Regions from separate parts of the Homo sapiens genome. Here all the other regions are linked to region 3. Evidence: chromatin contacts called from ENCODE Hi-C or POLR2A ChIA-PET data. All regions are on one chromosome and are shown on one strand. The core of a region is the stretch at or near the end of the contact, and the rest is flanking DNA. Distances in the headings are between cores, read along the strand shown. Region 1 holds the start of GPAT3 (glycerol-3-phosphate acyltransferase 3). Region 2 has its middle 16 kb from the start of HPSE. Region 3 overlaps COPS4 (COP9 signalosome subunit 4).

The links. Hi-C counts contacts between places; a loop is a spot of excess contacts on that map. ChIA-PET counts read pairs that join two places held with the same protein, here RNA polymerase II (POLR2A). Pooled maps may share reads with other maps.
Region 1: a pooled map shows a loop between it and region 3 (2.9-fold over the local background). The contact joins the promoter of GPAT3 here to the enhancer-like site in region 3. A Hi-C loop is called at or near these places in 3 of 50 pooled maps. POLR2A ChIA-PET finds 5 or more read pairs at or near these places in 3 of 52 experiments (A673, HEK293T and OCI-LY7).
Region 2: a loop to region 3 is called in a pooled map, with 6 times the contacts of the local background. The contact joins two enhancer-like sites. A Hi-C loop is called at or near these places in 7 of 50 pooled maps. POLR2A ChIA-PET finds 5 or more read pairs at or near these places in 3 of 52 experiments (BJ, activated naive CD8-positive, alpha-beta T cell and endothelial cell of umbilical vein).

What each region holds. Positions count from the first base shown.
Region 1 is chr4:83,533,851-83,537,673 of GRCh38, forward strand. It overlaps GPAT3 (glycerol-3-phosphate acyltransferase 3), which reads left to right and starts at 2,258. Exons shown (of 12, transcript NM_032717.5): 1 at 2,258-2,913. The coding sequence starts at 2,773.
Region 2 is chr4:83,349,003-83,352,453 of GRCh38, forward strand. No RefSeq gene overlaps it. Among named protein-coding and RNA genes, the nearest start is that of HPSE, 16 kb to the left of the region's middle. Within about 2 kb of position 1,354, at least 4 of the 41 ENCODE cell types and tissues checked have a DNase peak (open chromatin) inside an H3K27ac peak, as active enhancers do.
Region 3 is chr4:83,072,576-83,076,126 of GRCh38, forward strand. It overlaps COPS4 (COP9 signalosome subunit 4), which reads left to right. Exons shown (of 10, transcript NM_016129.3): 10 at 2,722-3,243. The coding sequence ends at 2,855. Among named protein-coding and RNA genes, the nearest start is that of COPS4, 39 kb to the left of the region's middle. Within about 2 kb of position 1,601, at least 2 of the 41 ENCODE cell types and tissues checked have a DNase peak (open chromatin) inside an H3K27ac peak, as active enhancers do.

The sequences.
Region 1 (3,823 bases), core at 1,008-3,507, 460 kb after region 3:
CTTGACTTCAGGGACGGAGAAAGTAGGTTCCTACCTAGGTTTAAGTCTCAAGGAATGGAGGAGGGAGGAGAGGTGAGGAGAGTGAAAGAGAGACAAGGAGAGCGGCAAGTCGGGACCAACTTTCCCCGACTTGAGACAGGGTCAGGATCACCCTACATTTCTTCTCTTCCCTCACCCTCCTCCATCACTGCAAAGATGAGCCTTTGTTACCCTGGGGAGCCTGTGTTGGCTCTCCTGCCTTTTAGGCAAGAAAAAGATGAAGAGTTTTTGCCCTTGCACCAGGCTGCCTGCTGATCTCTGCATAGAGCTTTGTCATTTACCATGCAGTTTCATGCTCACAATCACTTTCAACCCTGAGAAGAACCCATCTTCCTGATGAGAAAGGTGAAGCACAGAAGCACTTGCTCAAACTTATATGTGTTCGTGCTGCTCTCAATCGAAGACTCCAAATTCCATTTTATTACCATTGCACCATACAGCTGTGGACGAATAATTCTTCCGTAACAGTTAAAACAAAACCAAACCAAAACCATTTTGTGGAGTTTGTTCATGAGCACCAAAAATCACTGGAGAGTGTGTGCACTCAGCACACGCAAAGTTGTGTGTATTATCTCCCTTGTGGGGTAAACTTTGGTACAAGGATTTAGCCTTCCTTAGTTATCTTGGTTTGAGGAAATAAAAGGAAAATAAGAGTTTTGCCTGAACATATGGTGTTAAATATGCCAATATAATATTTGAAGTTTTGCACTCAATATATATAGTGTTTGAAAGCAAGGACTTTGGGCAGCTTTCGGTAGTTGCGTTTTCCGTGTTTTTCTAAACTAGCCAACCTTACAGAGGTTTAATTTTGAGAAACCAAGCTCCTAACACTTCTTCATTCATAACCCTTTTTTTTTTTTTTTAGACTGAGTCTCACTCTGTCTCCCAGGCTGCAGTGCAGTGGCACGATCTCGGCTCACTGCAACCTCCTCCTCCCGGGTTCAAGTGATTCTCCTGCCTCAGCCTCCTGAGTAGCTGGGACTACAGGCGTGCGACACCACGCGGGGCTAATTTTTTTGTATTTTTAGTAGAGACGGGGGTTTCGCCATGTTGGCCAGGCTGGTGTTGAACTCCTAACCTCAGATGATCTGCCCGCCTCGCCTCCCAGAGTGCTGGGATTACAGGCGTGAGCCACCGCGCCCGGTCCATAACCTGGTTTTAATCATCAAGTTATAATTTTTTCCGTTCTTAGTGTGGGAGGGGGCTTGTGACAGCTACCTGGCAGTAAGTACTTAAGGCAGACATCTACATTCTTTACAGAGGGGCTTGTCACTTCGTTGGCTCCCCACTTCCTCCACACCCTGGGCAGGGACCATTTTCTCTGCAATATTTGCTATCAGCGCTGTTTCAATTCAGTTTGCTGGCCCTCTCAGTTTTTTTCCAGCTTGAAACAACACCTGAAAAGTACCTGTAAGAGATTTTGGTCGAATTCAGCGGCAATCTGGAAAATCCCTTCTCAAAATCCCTTCTGCTCATTCTTAAAAATAGTTCTGGTCTCTAAGAGAACAGCAATGTAGTAAATAACATACAGGGTTTTGCCCTTCGTTGCTCTGATAAGGGCTGGCGCGGTAGAAGCGCGGAGCCTGAACACCCAGGAGACACCTGTCAGCTTGGTGAATGAAGGCTTGCGCCGGCCTGGCATTTCTGCTACGCCTAAGCGCGGATAGTATTGGCTGAATGGTAGGGGAAGGTGTGGTTGGAATCTTCCCCCAGAAAGGGAGTGACAGATACTTAGCCGCAGGGTTTCTGTGCCAGGGAGATGGCGGCTCAGTGGGCTAGGCAACGCGTGGAGAGAGCTTCCTACTCTCGGGATAAGCAAGATTGAGCCCCACAGCTGTAGGCCATGTGGGGAAGGAGGTGTGGAAGCCAGAAGCGGCGTACACGGCTGCGTGGTGCGCTCTGCGTTTTCCTGTCCTTGGAAGCCCTTTCCAAGAGTTCGTTTTACACCCACACAAACAAGACCTCAAGCGTCCCAGATACGTCAGCAGTTCATTCTGCGGGTGAAGAAAATATTGACATTTTTCAGATGAAAACTCTCCTCCTGAAAGGACCTTTGCTGAGTGCTGGGGGAGGCGGGGCGCGGGGAAGAACGGAGACCGCCCAGGAGGCTGCGGCACTCCTGGGCTAAGTACTGCCAGGGAGCTCCCCCGTTGGGTGACGGAGGAGGTGGGGCGAGGGCAGCGCGCAGAAATAGGGCGCTGGGCGCCCGAGCGCAGCCAGCTTCCAGCACAGCCCGCGGCCCGGTGCCAGCTCCGCCGGCGACCGGTGTGCCAAAGTGCGGTGCTCCCGCAGGGAACCTGGCTCGGGGAGGGCCTCCGTGAGTCATCTGCTGAGTTGTCGCAATCGCCACCCAGAGGAAATCAGGCACCGGGCGGGGCGGGTTCCTGGCTGCGCTCGCGCGCTCTGCCCGCGCCGCGGTGTGCCTCCGCTTACCCGCAGCTCCGACCACTGGCTCGCGCTACCCAGGTCTCCGCACGCCGCGGTGGCTTCAGCCCAGACCTGGGCAGCCAGCGGAGAAAGAGTTAACTGGCAGGGGCGAGGAGGAGCCCAGGGAGGAAGGAAGGATATTGCCGTAATTCTGAAAGTTTTTTTCCTTCCTCTCTTCCCTTCGCAGAGGTGAGTGCCGGGCTCGGCGCTCTGCTCCTGGAGCTCCCGCGGGACTGCCTGGGGACAGGGACTGCTGTGGCGCTCGGCCCTCCACTGCGGACCTCTCCTGAGTGGGTGCGCCGAGTCATGGAGGGCGCAGAGCTGGCCGGGAAGATCCTTTCCACCTGGCTGACGCTGGTTCTCGGCTTCATCCTTTTACCTTCGGTCTTCGGAGTGTCTCTGGGCATCTCCGAGATCTACATGAAGATCCTAGTGAAAACTTTAGAGGTGAGTGCCGGGAGGGATGCAGCCAGCCCCACACCGCTGCGGGCTGAGAACCCGGGGGTCCAGTTCTCAAGGTCAGTGGTCGCGAGTCAGGGGTGTGTGTGCGCGCGTGTGCATGCGTGCGTGCATTTCTGTTCCTTGCCCGCAGCAGTGCGAAAGTCAGCATCTCGGCTTCTTTCGCGGAGCTGGAGGGATCTAGGCTGGAACCACTGGACCACTCTGTTGTTTCTCTGGTCGAAGGCGAAAAAATCATTCCACTCCCTGAGCATCGTTATTATTTTACTGATTAGAATAACAACAATGCGACCAACTTTTTGTATCAGAGGATTTGCTTATATCCATTATGCAGTGCAGTTTCCGCTTCACCCGCTTGTTTTTACAGCCCCAGGTTTCAGAGGTCCTTTTGTGTACTAAGGCATCCAGTTCAGAAAGGCATCATGTTCTTCTTTATGCCCAAGATAAGAGACCAATTGCTGGATGGCAGAAAGAAATCTTATTTTATTTTAGTGGAGTCATGGAAATTTTATCTAACCAACAGCACTTGAAATGCCATTGAAAAGGTATATATTCTTTGACCTCAGGTCTCCCTACCCTCCTGTTTCCAAATCCTGCAAAGAAAAATGTTAGATGGAAGTAGGCCTGGTAGAGAACAACTGCAGCTTACTCTTAGGGTTTTATTAAGTGTCAAAAGGCTGGGTAGGGTAGGGAGGGCAAGTGCCAACCCCCTTTTACAGAGAGGGAAACTGAGAGTCAGAGATCAGTGGTTTCTTTGAATTAAGTGTTAGAAGCAGGAGTCTTTTTTTAAAAAAAAATTTAATTATATGTATAATATGTGTGTGTGTGTGTGTGTGTGTGTGTGTGTGTGTATATTTAACATAAGAGACAGGGTCTTGCTATCTTGGCTAGGCTGGTC
Region 2 (3,451 bases), core at 104-2,603, 280 kb after region 3:
AACAGGACATGGAACACGGCTGAAGACAAAGCACAATCAAAGCAATGGCTACCAAGAGATGAAGTGGTCCAGTCAACGCACAGTGAACTGGGCCAGAGCAAAAGGTCATGGCGACATTTTTCTGCGGATGCTCAAGGCATTTTGCTTATTGACTTTCTGGAGGCCCAAAGAACAATAACATCTACATATTATAAGAGTGTTTCGAGAACATTAGCCAAAGCTTTAGCAGAAAAATGCCTGGGATAGCTTCAGCACAGAGTCCTTCTCCACCATGACCATCCTCCTACTCATTTTTCTCATCAAACAAGGGTAATTTTGTGAGAGCTTCTATGGGAAATCATTAGGTATCCATCTTAAAGTCCCGTTTGGCACCTTTTAACTTCTTTTTGTTTCCTAATCTTAAAAAATCTTTCAAGGGCACCCATTTTTCTTCAGTCAATAATTTTAAAAAGACTGCATTGACATGGTTACATTCCCAGGACCCTCCGTTCTTTAGGGAGAAACTAAATGAAGGGTATCTTTGCTGGAGCTTATGTTCAGAAATAAAGTTTATATATATATATTTTGTTTGTTTGTTTGTTTGTTTGTTTTTTGAGACACGGTCTCACTTTGTCGCCTAGGCTGGAGTACAGTGGCATGATCTCGGCTCATGACAACCTCCGCCTCCTGGGTTCAAGCAATTCTCCTGCCTCAGCCTCCTGAGTAGCTGGGATTATAGGTGCATGCCACCATGCTTGGCTAATTTTTGTATTTTTCGTAGAGACAGGGTTTCACCATGTTGGCCAGGCTGGTCTTGAACTCCTGACCTCAAGCAATCTGCCCACCTCGGCCTCCCAGAGTGCTGGGGTTACAGGCGTGAGCCACCATGCCCAGTCAAAGTTTACATTTTTTATTTTTGTATTTTAATCAAATAATCTCGGCTCACTGCAACCTCCTCCTCCCGGATTCAAGCCACTCTCCTGCCTCAGCCTCCCAAGTAGCTGGAAGTACAGGTGCATGCCACCACACCCAGCTAATTTTTGTATTTTTAGTAGAGACGGGGTTTCACCATGTTGGCCAGGCTGGTCTTGAACTCCTGACCTCAAGTGCCTGCCTTGGCCTCCCAAAGTGCTGGGATTACAGGCGTGAGCCACCACGCATGGTCCCAAGAACTTTTTGAAGTCCTCTTGTACACACAACAAAATATTATTCAGTCTTAAAAAGGAAGGAAATTCTGACACATGCTACTACCCTGAGGATATTATGCTAAATGAAATAAACCAGTCACAAAAAGACAAGTATTGTTAAGTCCATTTATATGAGGTATCTAAAGTAGTCAAATACATAGAAACAGAAAGTAAAACAGTGATTTCCAGGCATGAGGGGGAGGGCAAAAAGGGGAGTTGTTTTTCAATGGTTATAGAGTTTCAGTTTTACGAGATAAAAAGTTTTGTAGATCTGTTTCACAGTCACGTGAATATACTTAGCACTACTAGATTGTTCACTTGGAAACGGTTAAGATGGTGAATTTTATGTGTTTTTTACCACGATTTTTAAAAGCTTTAAAATTTAGTATACATAGCAAAGGAATAGAGAATAAAGTAAATATTGTCATAATCTTACAGGCTAGAAATAATTAGCATTATTGGTATGTGTTCTTCCATACTTTTTTCCCTATGAATAGACACATACATACACAAACACACATATTTATTTCAATTAAATATGAGATCACACTATACCCACTTAATAATTGAAAAGGATATCTTTTCACTGTAATAAACATGTTTTCATGCTCCATTTTAATAGCTGCAGAGTTTTTTACATATTAGATGTGTGGCAGCGTAAAACTTTGGCAGCAGTTCTCAAAATTTCTGATCCCAGGAACCATTTACACTATTACAAATTACTGGGGATTCCAAAGAGTTTTTTTCACATGGGTTACATCTGCAATATTTGATGCACTAAAAATTAAAACTGAGACATTTAAAAAATATTTGTTAAATAATTAAGAGTAACTATAACAAATACTTTTTTTCTTTTAGAGACAGGATCTTGTTCTGTTACCCAGGCTGAAGGTCAGTGGCATGATCATAACTCACTGTAACCTCAAACTCTTGGGCTCAAGCAATCCTCTCACCTCAGCCTTCCAAGTAGCTAGGACTGCTGTCAAGTACCATCACACCTGGCTTATTTATGTATTTATTATTTTACTTTAAAGTTCTGGGACACATGTGTAGAACATGCAGGTTTGTTGCATAGATATACATGTGCCATGGTGGTTTGCTGCATCTATCAACCTGTCATCTAGGTTTTAAGCTCCGCATGCATTAGGTATTTGTCCTAATGCTCTCCCTCCCCTAGCTCCCACACCCCCCGACAGGTACCGGAGTGTGATATCTCCCTGTGTCCATGTATCCTCATTGTTCAGCTCCCACTTATGAGTGAGAACATGCCATGTTTGGTTTTCTGTTCCTCCTGGCTAATTTTTAAAAAACATCTTTTGTAGAAATGGGGGTCTTGCTATGTTGCCAAGGCTGGTCTCGAACTCCTGGCCTCAAGTGATTCTCCTGCTTTGTCCTTCCAAAGTGGTGGGATTACAAGCATGAGCCACTGCACCTGGCCATAAACACATTTCATATTAATATAAATAGCATATTTTTATTAAAAAAACTATGTTTAAAACAAGAAAATCAGCGAGAAAAGTAGCATTGTTTTATCTGCAAATCACTTTAGTGTCTCACTTAACAAAAGGCGGCTGGATTCTCACTTAACAAAAGGTGGCTGGATTCTTACATGAATATCAACATTAAATTTGTTACATCATAATACATCATGTAGTGTCTGGAAAATCGCACTGTCCTCTCAGGAGAGAATGAGGGTGAAAGGAACAAATGACATTTTAATATTATTATGAAAAGAGTTTTGACTTCACAGACCCCTTGCAGGGGTCTCCAGACTCTTAGGAGGTCTGTGGACCACATCTTAGGAATTGTTTTAGAGATGTTACTCTATGTCCCTTTTTTCTTTCTAGTCTTCTTTTTTGAACAAGTAGCAAGCTTGGCTCATTGTTTCAAATGTAGGATGTGACACAGCGGGGCAAAAAAAAAGCAGAGAACAAGCTTTTATTTTCAAAAGCCTAAACCTAAATCCATTAAGATTCTGTGAGGTGCCTCAGAGTTAACACCTCACCACGGTGCAGTTTCCTAACCTACTGCACACCTTGACACACATAGAAAATGACAGCATTTGTAGAGCACTCTGGGAAAGCTGATGCTTTCGAGGGAATCCGCACACCCTTGGTGTAAAATACATTTTGTATGTTATATAATTATGATAAGAAGCATAAAATACAGGCCACACGTTTGCTAAATATTTTATTTGTAAACAACCTCCAAATGCTGTTTCTTACATTTTCTTAATCAAAGCTTGAATTCATGAAGATAACATTTTTTTTTTTGAGACAAGGTCT
Region 3 (3,551 bases), core at 351-2,850:
ATATTATTTTACATTTAGGAATTTAATCCATCTACAGTTCATTTTTGTGGATAATTTTAGGTTATGGTCTAGTTGTTTTTTTCTAGGTGAATAGCCAATTATCCAAGTATCATTTATTAAATAAAACATCCTTTCTGATTAAATTGTGATCTTTGACATATCTGATTAGGTTCCACATATATGTTTGCATCTATTTCTGTACTCTGGTTCCACTGATCTGCAATAATATGGTAATAAACAAATTTATAATAAATTTTAGTATTGGTAAAGCAACTCCTGCTTCCCACTCCTTTTTTTTTGTTAAATTGAAATTCACATGGGCTGGGCACAGTGGCTTATGATTGTGACCCCAATGCTTTGGGAGGTTGAGGTGGAAGAATTGCTTGAGCTCAAGAGTTCAAGTCTAGCCTAGGCAACATAACGAGACCCCATTTCTACAGGATAAAAGAAAAAAAGAAGGAAATTCACCTAACAGAACAGTAGCCATTTTAAAGTAAACAATTCAATGGCCTGTAGTATATTTACAATGTTGTACAACCTCTATCTCTGTCTAGTTTCACGACATTTTCATCTTTCCAAAGGAAGCCCTTGCCCTTTAAGCAGTTACTCTCCATTCCTTCCTTCCCCCAGCTTCTGGCAACCACCAATCCATCTTCTGTCTCTGGATTTACCTAGTCTGGATAGTTCATATAAATGGAATCATACAATATGTGACATGTGACCTTTTGGCTGATTCCACTCAGCATAGTATCTTTAGGGTTCATCCATGTCATGGCAGGTAATCAGTGCTTCATTCATTTTTATAGCCGAATAGCATTTCATTGGATGTATATACCTCAATTCCACCACTGGTTTTCATTTTCAGAATTATCTTGGCCATTCTCAAACACCAATTTTTTTATGTTAACTTTAATAATTTTGGCCTGGTTAGAAAGCAAAATAGAAAAAAAAAGGGGGATTGTCTTTGGGATTTCTTTAAATTTATTTATTAAAGGAGAAGGATTGATATTTTTATGTTATTGTATATTTCCACCTGGGAATGTGATTTGTGTCTACTCAAGTTATCTTTTGCCCTTTATTAAGATTTTATAGGTTGCGGCTGGGCGTAGTGGCTCACGCCTGTAATCCCAGCACTTTGGGAGGCTGAGGCGGGCGGATCACGAGGTCAAGAGATTGAGACCATCCTGGCCAACCAACATGGTGAAACCCCGTCTCTACTAAAAATACAAAAATTAGCTGGGCGTAGTGGTGCATGCCTGTAGTCCCAGCTACTTGGGAGGCTGAAGCAGGAGAATCCCTTGAACCTGGGAGGTGGAGGTTGCAGTGAGCTGATATCGCGCCACTGCACTCCAGCCCAGATGACAGAGTGAGACTCCGTCTCAAAAAAAAAAAAAGATTTTATAGGTTGCTTTTTCACTAAATATGTGCCCTTTTTTGTAAATTTTGGTACTGTTTTGAATGGGACATTCCTCTCAATTTTTTATTTCTAACTATATAGTGTTGGTAAGAGAAAACCCTGGTGGATTCAAGATGACTTTTTTTGAGGGATTTAAATGGTATGATATTTATCCTTCAGTCAAGTACAGATTTGAATGTGTAAACAGACTTGCTTTCCCCAGTAGGTGGCAGTGTCTTAGGAATCTGCAAGCCTTGGTGATGAAAAGACAGCCTCAGTCTTTTTTTGTTGTGGTTGAGGTTGTTGGGTTAGTCGGTTTTATTTCGTTTTCACTAGTAGTAGTAATAACATGCATCTGTATGTATTTGTTTTATACCTTGTGCCAGTAATTTGGGTACTTTTGAAATGCTAGAAATTTAAAAAAAGAAAAAACACTTTTCTTAACTGCTGTTTAAATAGCTTAGTTTTATTAGCCAAGATTTTTTAGAGGTTTTTTTTTTTTTTTTTGGAGATGGAGTTTCACTCTTGTCGCCCAGGCTGGAGTGCAGTGGTACGATCTTGGCTCACTGCAACCTCTACCTCCTGGGTTCAAGTGATTCTCCTGTCTCAGCCTCCCGAGTAGCTGGTATTACAGGCGCCCGCCACCACGCCCGGCTAATTTTTGTATTTTTACTTTTCTTTTTTTTTTTTTAATTCTTTAATCTTTGTATTTTTAGTAGAGACACGGTTTTGCCATGTTGGCCGGGCTGGTCTCAAACTCCTGACCTCAGGTGATCTGCCTGCCTCGGCCTCCCAAAATGCTGGGGTTACAGGCGTGAGCCACCATGCCTGGCCTGAGTTTTAGACTTTTAAAAGCTAATAGAAGTATTGGCTGGACGCGGTGGCTCATGCCTGTAATCCCAGCACTTTGGCAGGCCAAGGCGGGTGGATCATGAGGTCAGGAGTTCAAGACCAGCCTGGCCAAGGTGGTGAAACCCCATCTCTACTAGAAATACAGAAATTAGTCACGGTGGCAGGTGCCTGTAATCTCAGCTGCTTGGGAGGCTGAGTCAGGAGAATCGCTTGAACTCAGGAGGTGGAGGTTGCAGTGAGCCGAGATCCTGCCACTGCAGTCTAGCCTGAGTGACAGAGCAAGACTCCATCTCAAAAAAGAAAAGTATTTATTGTTTTTATTTTTTTTGAATAGCTTTTTTCTGTTTTTTAGGTATTTAAAAGGAACATGCCTCTTCCAAGAATAGGCATGTAAAAAGTATATATCTTTTAACTCACAGTTGCTGTGAATACAAAGGAATAATTTTAATTTTGTACATTTTTTTTCCCCTTAGCACGAGAAGCCCTGCCAACGTGGGATAAGCAGATCCAATCACTTTGTTTCCAAGTGAATAACCTTTTGGAGAAAATTAGTCAAACAGCACCAGAATGGACAGCACAAGCCATGGAAGCCCAGATGGCTCAGTGAATCCTTGCAGAACTTCTGTGCACATGACATCTTTTTCCATGTTGTGCAGATCAGTTTCACTATCTCCAAAGCATTTGCATCATGACCTTATACATTTCAATCCCTTTTATGCTGGATTCCGTTTAAAGAAGACATTATTAGAGCAGGAAGTACAAGCATTTAAAATATGTAGTTCCCATATATTTCAGGGTCTCTGTGTATTAAGCTAACTCAGATGTTTTGAAAGCTTTTTCTTTAAACAGAGGTGAAATATCTGTGGCTAAAAAGTTTGAGATTTGTGATAACTTTGTAGTCATGTAAAACTTAAGTGCTTCATGCCTCTCCAAATGTGGTTATTCTAATAAATGGAGAAATGAGCCAAATAAAAGTAGTACTTTGTTTTTAGTTAGCGAAGAGTATTTTGTTCCCTTTTCCTTCGGTTCAGCAGACATTGATTTATGCCCTATGCTAGAAATACAAAGATGAGTCATAATGCCTGTTCTCCAGGCATCCAAAGAGTCAAAGAGCCAAGAGACAGTAAGTTTAATACTTGTATTTGCTCCAGCTACTAGAGCACACAGAGAGTAGCTCTTCAGTTAGGAGAGAGAAGTCAGGGAAGGCCTCCACAGAGGGTTATTTTAGCTGAGCTTTATAGAAAAACATGGGGAAAGGACTTGAAAAAGTATGTAGGTGACTTTTAGTATCAGCTCCAACATG